2 separate regions of the Homo sapiens genome follow, and region 2 is linked to region 1. A link is a loop called in an ENCODE intact Hi-C map of the cell type or tissue named here. Cell type or tissue: uterus. All regions are shown on one strand. Links, peaks and the distances in the headings refer to the core of each region. The heading gives the core; the rest is flanking DNA.

The links. A loop is a pair of places that touch in the nucleus more often than their neighbours do. Peaks named below come from ENCODE experiments on the same cell type or tissue, not always from the same donor. Only the 100,000 strongest peaks of a DNase experiment are listed, where the experiment ranks them.
Region 2: it touches region 1 in a loop (4-fold over the local background); 5 of 110 quality-filtered maps call a loop at or near these places.

Annotation. Positions count from the first base shown.
Region 1 is chr15:41,917,851-41,923,107 of GRCh38, reverse strand. It overlaps EHD4 (EH domain containing 4), which reads left to right. Exons shown (of 6, transcript NM_139265.4): 4 at 3,486-3,898. EHD4-AS1 (EHD4 antisense RNA 1) reads right to left here and starts at 1,691. Exons shown (of 4, transcript NR_120332.1): 1 at 1,367-1,691. RefSeq lists enhancers at 3,200-3,699, 5,103-5,257. In uterus, for the core only: no CTCF peak of the experiment used is centred there; a DNase peak (open chromatin) is centred at 2,715; H3K27ac peaks cover 1,096 bases.
Region 2 is chr15:41,857,220-41,862,695 of GRCh38, reverse strand. It overlaps SPTBN5 (spectrin beta, non-erythrocytic 5), which reads left to right. Exons shown (of 68, transcript NM_016642.4): 43 at 36-157; 44 at 404-566; 45 at 773-961; 46 at 1,200-1,277; 47 at 1,938-2,110; 48 at 3,716-3,806; 49 at 3,948-4,094; 50 at 4,986-5,123; 51 at 5,202-5,458. Among named protein-coding and RNA genes, the nearest start is that of MIR4310, 6.6 kb to the left of the region's middle. In uterus, for the core only: no CTCF peak of the experiment used is centred there; a DNase peak (open chromatin) is centred at 2,445.

The DNA of each region.
Region 1 (5,257 bases), core at 258-5,257:
GGTTGTACGACAATGTGACTTATTTAATGCCACTGTGCAGTACACTTAAAATGCTTAAAGTAGCAAAATAATCCTAACTTTGTAGGGGGAGGTGGTAAGCAGACCAACCTCTCCCAGCTTTGATCATTCCTTGCTCTCTTTTGGACACGGTGATTTCTACTCCTTTGATTGTGTTGCCTGATGTGTGACAGACCGTCCTCTTACACCTGCTCAGGGACAGAACAAACACAGCTCTGCCTACCTGTACTTCTCGAACTATATTAAGCTCTCATTGTTGCTTTAACACAAGAAAATATGGATATGTACCTGTTCCTCCAGACATGAGTATTGGCGTCACTTATAGTAAACTTAAATCTGGCAGCTCTGTTCCTAATAACTTTTGATTTCACTATAGCATTGAAATGGCATCTTTTTTAAAGATGCTTAAATTAACTGTTAGGAACTCAAATTTAAGTTAAAGTTTAAACACAAGTGTTGCAATCAAAGGTAACCATTCAACCCAGGCGGCCCTGGGAGGAAGAGAGACTGCATCTGCACGGCTGGGTTGGCACAAGCACGGCAGGGTTGGCGCGAGCGCAGCTAGCAGCAGCAGCTGTGTTTCAGTTTGGGTGGCAGGTTTCTTTCGGAACCGACAGTAAGAGGTATTCCGAAATCTTAAATGGGGGTGAGGGGAGGATTGTTTACCAATTGTGGTTTTGTTTGTTTTGTTTTGTTTTGTTTTTGTGACAGGGTCTCACTCTCTCACCCAGGCTGGAGTATAGTGGTGGGTCCATGGCTCACTGCCTCAAACTCCTGGCCTCAAGTGATCTTCCTGCCTCAGCCTCCCAAGTAGCTGAGCCCACATGCATACGCCACCACACCCAGTTAATTTGTTTTTATTTTTTGTAGAGACAGGGTCTCACCATATTGCCAGGTGGTTTCAAACTCCTAGCCTCAAACAATCCTCCCGCCTCTGCCTCCCAGAGTGCTGGAATTACAGGCATTAGCCACCGTGCCCAGCCTTATCATCACTTTCAATAGCAAACCAAAGAAGCTGATTCTAACTAATTTAAGCAGAAAAGAAAATGTTTTGGAGAATTTGTCACAGGATTAATGGGAAAGTTGGAGAACTAGGCTTAGAAAAGAGTTAGGAAGCCGCCACCACCATGAGTAAATTCTTATTTTCACTGTGTCTTCGTGTCATTTCCCCAAGGTTCAGCACTCCTCTCTGGTGGAAGGAAGTGAATGTCTAACTCTAGATCACATGCTTATGCCCCAGCTTGCTAAGGAATGGGGCGAGGGACTCTCTGCCACACCTTCAGCCTCCACAACCCATAAAGGATACCTCCTGACCCAACAGGAAGGGTATTCAGCAAAAGCAACTCACATTCACTCCATGTGCACAGCGTTTTCTTTGATCTGTTTCTGAACCTTCAGATACCCCATCTGATCACTAGGAAGACCACGTGGGAGAGTGGTCAGGTCAGCATGGTGAATCAATCATCTCTCCTGGAAAAGCAAGTCCCCATGCAGGTCCATCTATGGGTGGCTCCAAAGCATCTTCCCGGCACCCAGCAAACAGCCAGTTCATTCATCCGCTGGGGACCTACAATCCTGTGAGCTAGGGCTGTCTGTGCACACGTCTGTCTCAAATGGCAGTAGCACTTAGTGTTACCCTAGGAGGCAGTTTGTTCTGGCCTTTCAGGGACAGAACTCAGAGTGAAACCTTGACTATGTGTGACCCTGTCAGTAGGTCTTTGATATTCCTCTGACCTAAACTGGCTGCTGACAGCAATGAAAATAAACTCTGGCCCACATTCCGAGAACTGCCTTTGTCTTCCTTATCCCCAAGGAGTCAGGGAGTGCCGCAGTGAGACAGAACAGAGAAATGAAAAGCATGAACTGGAAGTATCCACGCGTGTGGCGGCATAAACACCACACTCAGGACAGCGGCCTGCTAGTGGGGGGAAGGGCTCAGGGAGGGGTGCACAGGGGGCTTCAGCGTTACCAACTGTCTTGTTTTCTTTATGAAAAATGGACCTGAATCCAGTTTGCTTGTTCAGCTATTCCTCTAACACCTGTTCTTCAAATGCATGGAAACCTTAGTCCGCAGACCCTCTTTATTTTCACCTAATAGATTATTCACCTCAGATACTTTTTCCTCTGCCTTGGATTCACACCTTCTCCACCCCCACAGCCAACCAGGGTCTCACAATCGATGTTGACATTTTTGTATTTGTGCTATAGTCTGTATCCACAGATGGTTGAGTATTTTGTATTTTAACATTTTACATGAATGTTATCATGCTGTATATGTCCTTTTGAAACTAAGCTTTTACTCTTGTTCTTTTCTGGAGATTTACCTGTGTTGACAAGTGAAGATCTAGTTCCTTCTCACCACCGTATGGTATTTTGTTATCTAAAGAAACGATACTTGGTTTTAAAACATATCTGAAATAGCAAACAAAGCAAAGTGTCAACATTTGTTAAAATTATGTGGTAGGTACATCAGCATTCATTATATGACTTACAGATGTTTATGTATGTTTGAAAGTTTTCAAAATCTAAAAGAAGAGGGGAGACGACCCCTAGCATGGGGGTCAGGCAGGTGACATCTCAGCACTAGCTGGGCTGGATTGAGACTCTGCTTCTGCAACTAGTCAGACTGAGATTAAAAGTCAACTTTGTGGGCTTGGCCTCCTCTTGTTTGCTTTTCGTGGGAATCTGCCTCCCTGGGGAAAGGCCTGAGAGCCTTGACCTTGGGCTGAAGAGTGTTTATGCAGCTGCATGATTTGTGGAGGTGGTCAGAATAGGCTGGACAGAATTTGCTGTGGGCCAGGCCATTTTAAAAAAAGAAATTGGCAAGAGACCATTTTACACAATGGCTGTGATACGTAATGTTAAAAAAATATTCACAATATACCTGAGTTATAAATAGTCCAAAGATAAATATTGATCACAACACTGGCTGGGCCAACCTTTGACCTCCTCAGCACTCTACAAACTTGGGTTAATTGAAGGCGATGCCTCTTCTGTTATGCTTACTGGATACCCCCATGGGATGCCAGGTGGCCTCTGGTTCTCTTTCTTCTGTATTTGGGGCTTTCAGAAAAGTGAGACTTTTCAGAAGTAAGATCTTTTGACCCATGGCCTGTGTTTTTATAAAACCATTGATCAATTCTGCCATCAAGCAAAAGGTCTGTATTAGGTGAAATAAAACACTCATGAGGACTAAATGAAATCGCAGATATGAAAGTCAGCAATTCCCAAAGTGACCATGAGCCCCATTCTCTTTCCTCCCTCCTCCTGTGGAAGGGCTCCCCAGGTCCTTCCCACCCGGATTCATCCAGCCCGTGATTTTCATGTCACCAGGCCTCCACTGCCTCCAGGTTGGAGACAGGGCTCTCTCCCTGGCAGCTGCTGGAGAGCGAGACTGTTCCTGAGCCGCCCATTAAACGTGTCTCCTGCAGCAGTGGCTACACTGACGTGTCCTTCTCTCCACCCAGGCTATGACTTCTGCCAGGTCCTGCAGTGGTTTGCCGAGAGGGTGGACAGGATCATCCTGCTCTTTGACGCTCACAAGCTGGACATCTCAGATGAATTCTCAGAGGCCATCAAGGCCTTCCGGGGCCAGGACGACAAGATCCGTGTCGTGCTGAACAAGGCCGACCAAGTGGACACGCAGCAGCTGATGCGGGTCTACGGGGCCCTCATGTGGTCCCTAGGCAAGGTCATCAACACGCCCGAGGTACTGCGCGTCTACATTGGCTCCTTCTGGGCGCAGCCCCTGCAGAACACGGACAACCGCCGGCTCTTCGAGGCTGAGGCCCAGGACCTCTTTAGAGACATCCAGAGCCTCCCCCAGAAGGCAGCGGTGCGCAAGCTCAACGACCTCATCAAGCGAGCGAGGCTGGCCAAGGTAAGCCAGGAGATGCCTTGCACAGAGGCCAGGGGCTGGGACTCTGCTGTCTCCTCTCCAGAGGCAAGATGGGTGGGAGGAGGCTTCGTTCCAGAAGGCTTAAGGAATGAACATGCGCTAGGTTAAGAATACAGCCTCGAGGTCAGGTGGCCCTGCTGACACCCTAGCTCCTGGCTCTGCACTCCTGGGCAGATGACTAACCCTGTTCTCCAATCTGTACCATGGAGCTAATAAGAGCACTTCACAAGAACTTGGGGTGACAGTTGGTCAGTGTGACAGAGCACTTGGCATAGTGCCTGGTGCACAGGGAGGGGGATCAATCAGTGCACCCACTACATGGTAGCTGTTAGGATGTCAGGACGATAGGAATATAACCAACCAAACCTGAAAGAGGTGGCATTGGTGAGACCAACAGGATGCTGAGAGGCCACTGCTAGTCCCCGTGCACCAAAGGCCAGTGTTACCACCTGGATCCAGGGGAGCCCTGGGAAGAAGTATGGCTCAGTCTTACTCTTGGAGTGTGCTGGTTTTGGGTCACCCCCGCATCCTCATTCTGGGCTGCGGGCTGTTAGCCTGCATGCCTGGGCTCCTGGCTCGCCTGCCTCATAGCTGAGCCTTTCAGCAGCCCCAGGAGTGTGTGCCCAATGGGGCAGTGAGAGGTGACCTGCTGACATCCCTCAAGTGACAGAGTCAATTCATGTCTCCAAAGAGAGAAAAGCATATCCCTCCTCCAAGAGAAAATACAGAGAAAAAAATGGCTCTTTAAAAAATATGTGCATGTTTCATAAAATCATTGTCCTCTAATGCTGGAAGTGCCTTTAGAGTTTTATCTAGTCCTAGTGAAGTTCAAACCTGGCTGATCATCAGAAGCAACATACATTCCCAGGCCCTGCCCCAGAGCCTCGGATATAGGGGTGTGCGTGCACACATGGCCTTGTGTGAATATGCATGTGTGTAAACATGCGCGTGTGTGTGTGTGTGTGTGTGTGTGTAAAGCTCCCTGGGTGATTGGCTATGTGCCAGTCATGGTATGGATGCTGCCATGAGTGCTCTGGGAAGGGTGACTACGTGCCTGGCCAGGAGGCAGGGAGGGCTTCCCTGATGGGGACAGCCAAGGTGGGGACAATTCTTCCTCCTTCTTGCTGCTCATTAGCAGCCTGTCCTCGTGCCAGTGTGCTCACTGGGCAGCCTCTTGCCTGGGTGAAAACAAACACCGTCCTGGCTGCTGCTGCCCCTCACACAGGACCTCGATGTCCTGTGTCCCTCTCTGTCACGTGTGTCCCAGTGCGTGTGCATGCATTCCTCCCATATGGCTCAGCTAACCTGCAGTGGTGTGGTGCTTGTGTGAGTCATCCTTCT
Region 2 (5,476 bases), core at 1-5,000, 60 kb after region 1:
CCTGCCCCAGCCTCTGACCCCGGCTTCCCCCGCAGTCCCTAGAGCGTGAAGTGGGCCGCCTCTGCCAAAGAAGCCCCGAGGCAGCCCACGGCCTCAGGCACAGGCAGCAGGAGGTGGCTGAGAGCTGGTGGCAGCTCCGGAGCAGGGCCCAGAAGCGGTATGAACCCGCAGGCCTTGCCCTCGCCGACCCATCCTCCAGCATCTCAGTCCCCACACCTCCCCTCAGCCCCTGTGTTCCCCTAGGATTCCTTCTCCACCCTTCAAATAACTGTACTGTCCTCCCAGTAACTCCCAGCCCATGGGCCCTCCTGTGGTTGAGGGGATTAAGGGACAGAAGACACCAGTGGGCATGGGGGAGAGGGGTTTGAAGGCCTGACGACTAGCTGATGAGCGCTGTGGGCAGGAGGGAGGCGCTGGATGCCTTGCACCAAGCTCAGAAACTCCAGGCAATGCTGCAGGAATTGCTGGTCAGCGCCCAGAGGCTGCGGGCTCAGATGGACACGAGCCCCGCTCCTCGCAGCCCTGTGGAAGCCCGGCGTATGTTAGAAGAGCATCAGGAGTGCAAGGTGAATGGGCAGCTGGCCCAAGCCTTTCCCAGGCTCTCAGCTCCGCCCTGCCCTCCCCTTCCTCTCATCTCCTTGCTCTTGGGCCTCCTGAGTGTCCCGCCCTGCCTATCTCCTCCAGCCTCCCGCTCCTCAGCTGCTTCCCCACCTCTCTCCTGCCTGCTGGGCTGCTTCCAGCCCCCAGTGATCTGAGCCCAGTCCTGTTCCAGGCCGAGCTGGACTCCTGGACAGACAGCATCAGCCTGGCCCGAAGCACTGGGCAGCAACTGCTCACAGCGGGGCACCCCTTCAGCTCCGACATTCGCCAGGTGCTGGCTGGCTTAGAACAGGAGCTGAGCAGCCTGGAAGGGGCCTGGCAGGAGCATCAGCTACAGCTGCAGCAGGCCCTGGAGCTACAGGCAGGCACAGTCCCATCCCCAGCCTGCATCTTGCCCCCCCGAACAGGGCCTGCGCTGACCCCACAGCCTCTGGTCAAGGCTAAGACTGGAGGGGCTGCTGTGCCAGGGACTTCCCCACCACTCAGCACTCCTGCCTTCCAGGACCCTGGTTCCCTAACCTGTGCCACTGGAACAGTCACTCCAACTGCAGTGGCTGGACCCTCCACCGACTGTCTCTTGCCTTTTCCTTTGTTCTCAGCTGTTTCTGAGCTCAGTGGAGAAGATGGAACGTTGGCTTTGCAGCAAGGAAGACTCCCTAGCCAGTGAGGGTCTATGGGTAGGTGCCCAGCAGGAATGGGCAGGAGGGGGGAATTACCAGAGCAGCATTAGGGGTCAAACCAGCCAGTGCTGCCTGAGCTCCCTAGGCCAGGGATCCTCCCCTTCGGGGCCATCTCCCCACCCTGGGCCACATCCGTCACTGGGCAGTTACTTACCCGTCATCTAGAGCAGTTCCCATGCAGCTGTGGGCAGGCCCCACCGCGAACACCAAGGAGCTTCTAGAGTGCCTGTGTGGGCCTGACCCATTCTTGCCACCTCACCCCTGCCCTCCTCGCTTCCCAAATGCCTAGAGGTTGGCTTTTCCCGCCACTGCCCCAACCCTGAAGCAGACGAGTGTAACTTATAGGAGACCTCAGAGGATAACTGGGGACTAACATGGTCCTCCAGGGAGTGCAGAGGAGGGAGCTTTCACCTTAAATGAAAAAGCTCTGCTTGCCTCAGAGATTCTGGCTCTTGATCCCTAATCCAAATGCCTCCCCTGGCTGGGAATCACTGTCCTAAAGCTGGAAACAGCCTTGAGGGATGTGAGGGATGTGTTTGGGCGGAGCAGCCGCTCTGTGGATGAGCATTTGGTAGGATGGTTCTAGGTGGGAAGGCAGGTAGCCTGGGATGGGAGGGGGAGGCTCATGGACAGTATTGGGTTCCCCACTCCCACCAGGACCCCTTGGCCCCCATGGAGCCCCTTCTGTGGAAGCACAAGATGCTGGAGTGGGACCTGGAGGTGCAGGCGGGAAAGATCAGTGCTCTGGAGGCCACGGCCCGCGGCCTGCACCAGGGTGGGCACCCCGAGGCCCAGAGTGCCCTGGGCAGGTGCCAGGCCATGCTTCTGAGGTAGTGGTGGCTCTGGGGTGAGGGGTGCTGTGGGCAGGCTGGCACAGGCATCTGGCATCCCGGTTCTTCCCTTCCCACCCTTCCACTACTTGGCCCAGGCTCACCAGCCTTGTCCAAGGACTGAGGTCAGATGCCGGGGGTCCCCACCACCCCTGGCCCTGCAATGTGTCTGCCTGTTATGGACATCAAACACCACGTGGAAAATCCCACTTCCTTCTTCATTCAGTTGAGATCAAAGGGAGTTTAAAGAGAGGCTTATGCTAGGAGACCAAGAGGAAATCATCTCACGAAACGGAAGGTCGCAGGGCACAGAGGTCAAGCATCGGCCTTCCAGGGTCACAGTCCTGAGTCCCTGTGCTGCCCACTAATGGCAGGACTCAGACAAGTTCCTCCTCTCGGCAGCTGAGCCTCACATCCTGGGCTTTAACGGCTGTGATGAGGACGAAAGCACTGTGCTGGCCCCACAGGCAGGCTAGCAGAAGTCTTAGTTCATCTAACTGAAGTTCAGACACAGATGCATGTGACCTGCATGGCCCATGAGACCCCAGCTCTGCAGTTCTTTTTCCCTGTAAAAGCTCATCAGGTTTGGCTGCTTCATGCAGCTCCTCAGACTTTTAGATCAAGGCAGATACGGTCAAAAGCCAGATCCCAGACTGGTGGGGGCTTTTGTCCTTCTCAGAGAGCCGATCAGAGAGCCAACCAGCACCCACAAATGCCATGGCTCCTTGTGCTGGTGTCCTGGCAGTGGTCGCGGCCACCCCCTCTCCATTCTTGCAGGTGGACCACACCTGGGTACCTGTGGAGGTCTTTGAATTAACAGAATGCAAACTTTGCTTTGCTGGTCTTTGTCACCACCCCCTACCCCAGTCACCTTAGGTGGTTCCTGGCAGGCTCAGCTTCCCCCAGCACAGTGCCACCCTGACTTCTAGCCCCTGGCTTCTGCCCTCCTGCAGGAGGCAGATCGTCCCCCTGTGCTTGTGTCTGCCCCAGTTGCCTCCTCTCATAAGGTCACACTGGATTAGGACCCACCCATATGACCTCATTTTCACTTAATTACCTCTTTTAAAGACGCTGTCTCCAAAAACACTTCTGGAGTTAGGCCTTCAACATAAGAACTCAGTGGTACAGGCTGGGTGCAGTAGTTCACGCCTGTAAACCCAGCACTTTGGGAGGCCGAGGTAGGTGGATCATTTGAGGTCAGGAGTTCAAGACCAGTCTGGCCAACATGGGGAAACCCTGCCTCTACTAAAAATACAAAATTTAGCTGGGCCTGGAGGTGTGAGCCTATAGTCCTAGCTACTCGGGAGGCTGAGGCAGAAGAATTGCTTGAACCCGGGAGGTGGAGGTTGCAGTGAGCCGAGATTGTGCCACTGCACTCCAGCCTGGGTGACAGAGTGAGACTCTGTCTCAAAAACAAAAACAAACTTGGGGGTACAAAATCCGGCGCATAACAGACACAAATACAGAGGGGGAGTGCAATGTACCTTTATTCCAAAGGAAACTCCAGACTCAGAGTATATTCATACCCGAGAAAGCCTAGGCTGGACGGGCACCCCACCTGGCCCCGGGGGTGGCTCCAGGCCCATGAGCCTCTCCTCCTGGCAGGAAGGAGGCGCTCTTCAGGCAAGCCGGGACCCGCCGCCATCGCCTGGAGGAGCTCCGGCAGCTGCAGGCCTTCCTGCAGGACTCCCAGGAGGTTCGCCTCGCTTGGAGAGGGAGGCGGTCATGGTGGGGAAGGAGTCGACCCAGGGAAAGGCCACCCTTCCTCTGGGGTATCCCAGAGGTCAGGGGAAGGGGAAAGCCCTGGACAGCAGGCCTGTCCTCCCCATGTGCCCAGGTGGCTGCGTGGCTGAGGGAGAAGAACCTGGTGGCCTTGGAGGAGGGTTTGCTGGACACAGCCATGCTGCCAGCACAGTTACAGAAGCAGCAGAATTTCCAGGCGGAGCTGGACGCGAGCATGCACCAACAGCAGGAGCTGCAGCGGGTGAGGCCCTGCAGGCAGGAGGGTGGTGGGACAGCTCTCCAGGCAGAACACAGGACAGTGCCCCAGAGCTGGTGCTGAACCACAGTAACGGTGGCCAGCGTTATCCAGTACTTTCTGCATGCAGGCACCTGGCTAAGCGGTTGTTTAGGCAGAAGTGTAGTGAGAAGAAGTTGCTTTCCGGCGGGCAGGGGGGGCACCCTCTCCAAAAATGGCAGCTTTTCATTAATTTTAAAGATAACATTTTGATGTGAACAGGACATAGCCACCAGTCCTGTGAGCGAAGGAGTCAAAACATAGCCACTTTGAGACAGGGTCTTGCTCTGTCACCCAGGCTGGAGTGCAGTGGCAAGATCTCAGCTCACTGCAACCTCCGCCTCCCAGGCTCAAGTGATCTTCCCAGCTCAGCCTCCCAAGTAGCTGGGATCACAGGCCCACACCACTACATCCAGCTACTTTTTTGTATTTTTGGTAGAGATGGGGTTTTGCCATGTTGTCCAGGCTGGTGTTAAACTCCTGAGCTCAGGCGATCCACCTGCCTCAGCCTCCCAAAGTGCTGGGATTACAGGAATGAGCCACTGTGCCCAGCATAGCACTTTTTAAAACATTCTCTTTTCCACCTGCAAAGGCAGGTCCTGACCCCAGGCTGGCTCCCTCTGATATAAATCACCCTGCTAAGTATTTTATATGACTTATCTCATTTAAACAAAATAACCATTATTTTCTCTATGATACGGATGAGGAAAATGAGGCTTAGGTAAAGAAAGTTGCTCAAGATCATGCAGCTGGACCGCAGGGACTCTGCAGCTCTAGTGCTGGTGGTCAGAGTCAACACAAGTGCCCTGGTACCAGCAGTCCTGAGTCCACAAGGTGTGTTTCATGTTGTGGCTGCAGGAGGGACAGAGGCTGCTGCAGGGGGGCCACCCAGCCTCGGAGGCCATCCAGGAGCGACTGGAGGAGCTGGGAGCACTCTGGGGTGAGCTGCAAGACAACTCCCAGAAGAAGGTGGCCAAGCTCCAGAAGGCCTGTGAGGTGAGGTTGTGCAGGCCGAGGGGTGGCTGGCCGGGCTCCAGGACACTCCCCTCCTGCCTACCTCACTTTCTACCCTAGGCCCTGCGTCTGCGGCGGAGCATGGAGGAACTGGAGAACTGGCTGGAGCCCATCGAGGTTGAGCTGAGAGCCCCCACTGTGGGCCAGGCCCTGCCTGGGGTGGGCGAGCTCCTGGGCACACAGAGGGAGCTGGAGGCAGCAGTGGACAAGAAGGCCAGGCAGGCTGAGGCACTGCTGGGCCAGGCCCAGGCCTTTGTGAGGGAAGGCCACTGCCTTGCCCAAGATGTGGAAGAGCAGGCCCGGCGGCTGCTTCAGAGGTAGATCCACCCGTGCCC